Linked DNA regions of Homo sapiens: region 2 is linked to region 1. The links are chromatin loops, found by intact Hi-C in ENCODE. Cell type or tissue: IMR-90. All regions are shown on one strand. Links, peaks and the distances in the headings refer to the core of each region. The heading gives the core; the rest is flanking DNA.

Region 1 (2,918 bases), core at 332-2,831:
TTGTTTTGTTTTGTTTTGAGACAGTCTCACTCTGTTGCCCAGGCTGGAGTGCAGTGGTGTGATTTCGGCTCACTGCAACCTCCACTTCCCGGGTTCAAGCGATTCTCCTGCCTCACCCTCCTGAGTAGTTGGGATTACAGGTGCATACTACCATGCCCAGCTAATTTTTGTATTTTTAGTAGAGGTGGGGTTTCACCATGTTGGTCAGGCTGGTCTCAAACTCCTGACCTTGTGATCCGCCTGCCTCGGCCTCCCAAAGTGCTGGGATTAATGGCGTGAGCCACTGCGACCTGCCATGTGTCACTTATCACTCTTAAACATACTGTTCAATTTACTTATTTATTTTGTTTGCGGTTTATTGTCTTACTGTCTACACAGGGCAGAAATTTTCCCTCCCGTTTTGTTCCCTGATATATCCCAGAACCTGGAGAAGTCACTGGCATTTTGTAGGTGCTCCATAAATATTTATTGAACAAACAGTGAATGAATGAGTGAATCAATGAATTTGGGAATCTTTAGCAAGTTGATTGCAGTAGAACTCACAAGGTGAGATTACCCAGGCATAGTCTGTAGAGCGATGATGAAGGGAGACACCAACATTTAGGTGTGAGCAGAGGAAGTTAAAATTATAAAGGACATTGACAAGAATCCAGACTATAGGAGGAAAACAGGAGGATGTGTCACCCAAGACAAGATGTAAGATGGCAGAGGGAGTGCAGACGACAGCGTACAACCTGACCAACATGGTGAAACACTGTCTCTAAAAAAAACAAAAACAAAAATTAGCCGGGCGTGGTGGCTCATGCCTGTTGACAACATATGAAGCAAGATCAAGGCAGAAATGTGTCTGCTGATTTGAGAGTGGCCAGGTAACTAGCAGTTTCGAGGAATAGGTAGAGCAGAAGGGAGAGTACTGTGAGTTGAGGAGTGAATGAGAAGTAATGAAGTGGAAATGGTGTGTGCATTACTATTTTGAGAAGTTTGGTCATGAAGATCAGAACGAGAAAGAATGGGAGCTGGGAAGAGGGCTCTGATTGAAGAAGTGTGTGTGTGCATTTAGATGGGAGAGATAAGCCTGACTTGAGTATTTTAAGTGATGTATGGAAACAGCCAGTAACAACCATATAATTTGTAATCTAAATCAAGGTTTTGAGAGAAAAAGGGGGCAGGACAAATGCTAAAATGGATAAATGTCAAGACAACAGGAACTATCTGCAAACCAGACCATATGGTCTCCCTGTCCACGCCTCAAGTTTTCCATGCAAGTCATTTATCCTTACACTTAGTGGGCTATTTTTTTCTGACGGTAGGTGGCAGTAAAGAGCTTGCCTCTTTTTGCCTCGTTTGGTTTGGTTTGGTTTGGTTTTTGAGAAAAATTTAATTAGAGATTTTGGATGGCAACTAAGATTGGTAAAGGTTAGCTCCACAGGCTTAAACTCAAAATAGGAGATTTCAACTTAGATTTTACTTTGGGAAAATTCATACACGTTTTTGTGAAAAAGAATATCTCTTGGTTCTCAAAGAAAAAATAATTTTTGGGTAATTATAAAATATGTTGCATTTTCACACTGAGCCATTTTATCTTTAAAATGATGAACTTCCATCTTCTTCCTAATACAGAATAATTTCCATTAGTTTTATCACTTCTTTTTTTTTGAGACAGAGTATCGCTCTGTTGCCCAGCCTGGAGTGCAATGGCACAATCTCGGCTCACTGCAACCTCCGCCTCCTAGGTTCAAGAGATTCTCCTGCCTCAGCCTCCCGAGTGGGATTACAGGTGCCTACCACCACGCCTGGCTAATTTTTGTATTTTTTTTTAGTAGAGATGGGGTTTCACCATGTTAGCCAGGCTGGTCTTGAACTCCTGACCTCAAATGATCTGCCCACCTCGGCCTCCCAAAGTGCTTGGATTACAGGTGTGAGCCACTGTGTCTGGCCTATCCCTTCAGTTTTAGCACACGCATTGCTATATGCACACATTTCTTATTTGTGTATATAAATTTTCAGTCAAGTCTAGCTTCAGTAGACTTTGGGGGACCTTGCTATTGAAGATTATAAACATTTTAAAAAACTATAGGCCAGGCGCCATGGCTCACGCCTGTAATCCCAGCACTTCAGGAGGCTGAGGCGGGCGAATCACTTGAGGTCAGGAGTTCGAGACCAGCCTGGCCAACATGGTGAAATGCCATCTCTAAAAAAAATAACAAAAATTAGCCTGGCGTGGTGGCGTGCACCTGTAATCCCAGCTACTCAGGAGGCTGAGGCAGGAGAATCACTTGAACCTCAGGAGGCAGAGGTTGCAGTGAATCGAGATCACATCACTACACTCCAGCCTGCTGGGCAACAGAGTGGGACTCTGTCTCAAAAAAAGAAACAAAACAAACAAACCAAAAACCTATGACACATAACAGCAAATTTCTTGTTATCAAAGATAGGACTAGAGATGTCTAAAGATAAGAAGTTTTAGGAGTTCGGAATGGTAAAGTGAATGAGCACACCTTATTCAGGGAATCTTGGCAGAATCTAATGTCATAAAATTTAAAATTCAGAAATCTTTGTCAGAGAAAAAACAGAATCAAAATATTATCTGCAGATCCAGCAAACAAATTTGAGTTCAAAACTCAGATTTGCATTTATTAGCTGTGTGGCCTTGAGCATGGCAAGCACTTTACCTCTAGGTCTCAGATTCCTAATCTGTGAAATGAGACTCACAGGATATACTTCAGTGGATTGTTTTGAATATTAAATGAGAAAACATATTGGTAAAATTTATACATGTTATTTTCATTCTTTTCCCTAAACATGAATATGAAGACATCCAGATTAAAATGTGGCATATGCAACCTCAACCTTTGGAAAATATATCTCAAATGATTAAGGAAAAATATTAATTTTAAGAATTGCTTTAAAACAACAAA
Region 2 (2,918 bases), core at 270-2,769, 100 kb after region 1:
AAGATGTGTGTGTGTGTGTGTGCGCGCGTGTTTTGAGATGGAGATTTGCTCTGTCACCCAGGCCGGAGTGCAGTGGCACGATGTCAGCTCACTGAAACCTCCACCTTCCAGGTTCAAGCGATTCTCCTGCCTCAGCCTCCCCAGTAGCAGGGATTACAGGCACCCACAAACACACCTGGCTAATTTTTTTTTTTTTTTTTTTTTCAGTAGAGATGGGTTTTCGCCATGCTGGCCAGGCTGGTCTCGAACTCCTGACCTCAGGTGATCCATCTGTCTCAGCCTCCCAAAGTGCTGCCATTACAGGCGTGAGCCACTGTGCCCTGCCCAGTGCCGAAAGATTTTGAATCCTTTACCTGACAATGCAAAAATACAGCCAGTGGTTTTAACTTGGTTAGAAATATCAAGAGGTGAATCCATAGTTTGGGGCCCATGACATTGGCTGGGCATCCTGGACCTCCGGCTGGCCAGTTTTGAAACAGGTTCACCTCTTCTTACAGAGAAGATGCAGGAATCCCTCTTATTTTTTCAAAGTCTGCTTAGTTGCCTATTACTTCTCTCAGAGAGAATTCTAAGTGAGAACAGATGACAGGGTGAGAGGGGAGGCAGGGATCATCCGGAGTGGGAGAGAAAGTGGGACGGATGCTCTGTGTCTTGTCATTTTGCTCATCTGCTCCTAGCAGAATGCTGGGTATTGATTTGGGGGCAGCACCTGGTATTTCCTGGCTGTCCAGGTGAGCTAATGTGGAGGTAATGTAGCTTCCTGGACCTCCTCTTTCAGGTCAACACTGACAGAATGGAAGGTCAGAGAGTCTACAAGGAAACAATGTTTTGCTGTGATTCCCACTTCCCTTCCCCACTCCTATCTTCTAAGAGACTTGCAGGCTGGGTGCGGTGGCTCACGCCTGTAATCCCAGCACTTTGGGAGGCTGAGGTGGGTGGATCACCTGAGGCCAGGAGTTCAAGACCAGCCTGACCAACATAGTGAAACCCCATCTCTACTAAAAATACAAAAACTAGCCAGGTGTGTTGGTGTGCACCTGTAGTTCCAGCTATTTGGGAGGCTGAGGCATGAGAATTGCTTGAATCTGTGAGGCGGAGGTTGCAGTGAGCTGAGATTGTGCCACCGCACTCCACCCTGGGCGACAGAGTGAGACTCTGCCTCTATCTAAAAAAAAAAAAAAAAAAAGAAAGAAAAGAAAAGACAAGACAAGACTTGGGAGCTGCCTCCCTAAAAGCACATTCTGAGCATATTTCAGACATCTCTGTTAGAAGGCAGACTGCACAAACTATCCTCCCCTAGTGGAGATATCTGCACAGTGGCAAGCTGACTGGTAGAATTGGAATGCAGTTTATGCTCTGCTTAAACAAGGGTAATCAGAAATGGAATCAGTGCAAGCAAAATTTAGGATTTGCTACTTCCATAAATAAAAGCATGAATAACAGGGGTCTCTGAAATGTAAGGTCACAAACTTAGTTTGGGGCACTGCAGATGTTTGCAGAATGGCAGCCCAGTGATTATGCTACAGATGGGCTTTCAATCACCTGTGTAGGTTACCGCTTCCTCCCTCACACACACACAAAAAGTGGAATCCTTCGTTGAACTGAATATGAATATGAATTGCTCTGATTCTGCCCAGAAAATGGACGGATATACTTGTCTGTAAAACCGTGGGCCAGCCTCAGGCACGCTGGATCCCTTGCCTCAGAACTCTGGCTTCAAGGAAAGCTAATCTGCAGGGCTCACTGTGTGAATCGATTTATTACTATCACATGGATAACATGAGTTTCTTTAGCCAATTTGGGAAGCCAGACTCTCCAGAAGCCTTTCTCAGTGGTGCCTGCAGTTGCAGCCCAGGGGCTGTGTTCACAAACTGATTCGTGTGCATGATTCACAAGAGTACTGCTTCATTGCCATTGCCTAAATTTTTAATCTTTTTGTTTTTTTTTTTTTGAGACAGAGTCTCACTCTGTCACCGAGGCTGGAGTGCAGTGGCGTGATCTCGGCTCACTGCAACCTCTGTCTCCTGGGTTCAAGCAATTCTCCTGCCTCAGCCTCCTGAGTAGCTGGGATTACAGGCATGTGCCACCCCACCTGGCTAATTTTTGTATTTTTAGTAGAGACGGGGTTTCACCATGTTGGCCGGGCTGGTCTCGAACTCCTGAGTCCAAGTGATCCTCCCACCTTGGCTTCCCAAAGTGTTGGGATTATAGGCGTGAGCCACTGCACGCCGCCAGTGAGTTTTTCATCTTCTTAGACAGAAAACTGTCCACTCTTAGTCATTAAAGGCAGCATCAGCTGGGTGTGGTGAGTTCACGCCTGTAATCCCAGCACTTTGGGAGGCTGAGGTGGGAGGATCACTTGGGCTGAGGAGTTCAAGACCACCCTCGGCAACATTGCAAACGCTGTCTCTAAAAAAAAAAAAAAAAAAAAAAAATTTATATATATATATATATACACACACATATATATACACACACACATATATATATATACACACACACATATATATATACACAAAAATTAATTAGCTGGGTGTGGTGGTGTGGGCCTGTAGTCCCAAATACTTGCAGGGCTGAGGTGGGAGGATCACTTGATCCTGGGAGGTGGAGGCTGCAGTGAGCCAAGATTGCGCCACTGCACTCCGGCCTGGGTGACAGAGCAAGACTGTCTCAGGGAAAAAAACAAAAAAGCATCAGTTTTGTTTTCCCTTCCTGGGAGACATCTCTCAAACCAGGGATATTCTTGAAAAGAGCATGAGCAAGGAAACTGCTGGTGATATTACAAGTTTCTCTCCTTATCTTGCCTGTTGACTTCAATAGATTTGAGAATAGGCTGAAGAGGGAGGAAAACTTCAGTGATTGAGATTCTAGATGAAATATCAGGACTGACTCCTGATAGGATTATGGTCCAGGTTAAC

What was found. A loop is a pair of places that touch in the nucleus more often than their neighbours do. Peaks named below come from ENCODE experiments on the same cell type or tissue, not always from the same donor. Only the 100,000 strongest peaks of a DNase experiment are listed, where the experiment ranks them.
Region 2: a loop joins it to region 1, with 3 times the contacts of the local background. A loop is called at or near these places in 14 of 110 quality-filtered maps.

The regions. Positions count from the first base shown.
Region 1 is chr1:235,512,646-235,515,563 of GRCh38, forward strand. No RefSeq gene overlaps it. Among named protein-coding and RNA genes, the nearest start is that of B3GALNT2, 9.7 kb to the left of the region's middle. In IMR-90, for the core only: a CTCF peak has its summit at 1,311 (motif pointing right); a DNase peak (open chromatin) is centred at 1,306.
Region 2 is chr1:235,616,723-235,619,640 of GRCh38, forward strand. The region is part of intron 1 of GNG4 (G protein subunit gamma 4); the gene reads right to left. Among named protein-coding and RNA genes, the nearest start is that of GNG4, 32 kb to the right of the region's middle. In IMR-90, for the core only: a CTCF peak has its summit at 1,316; a DNase peak (open chromatin) is centred at 1,299; H3K27ac peaks cover 405 bases.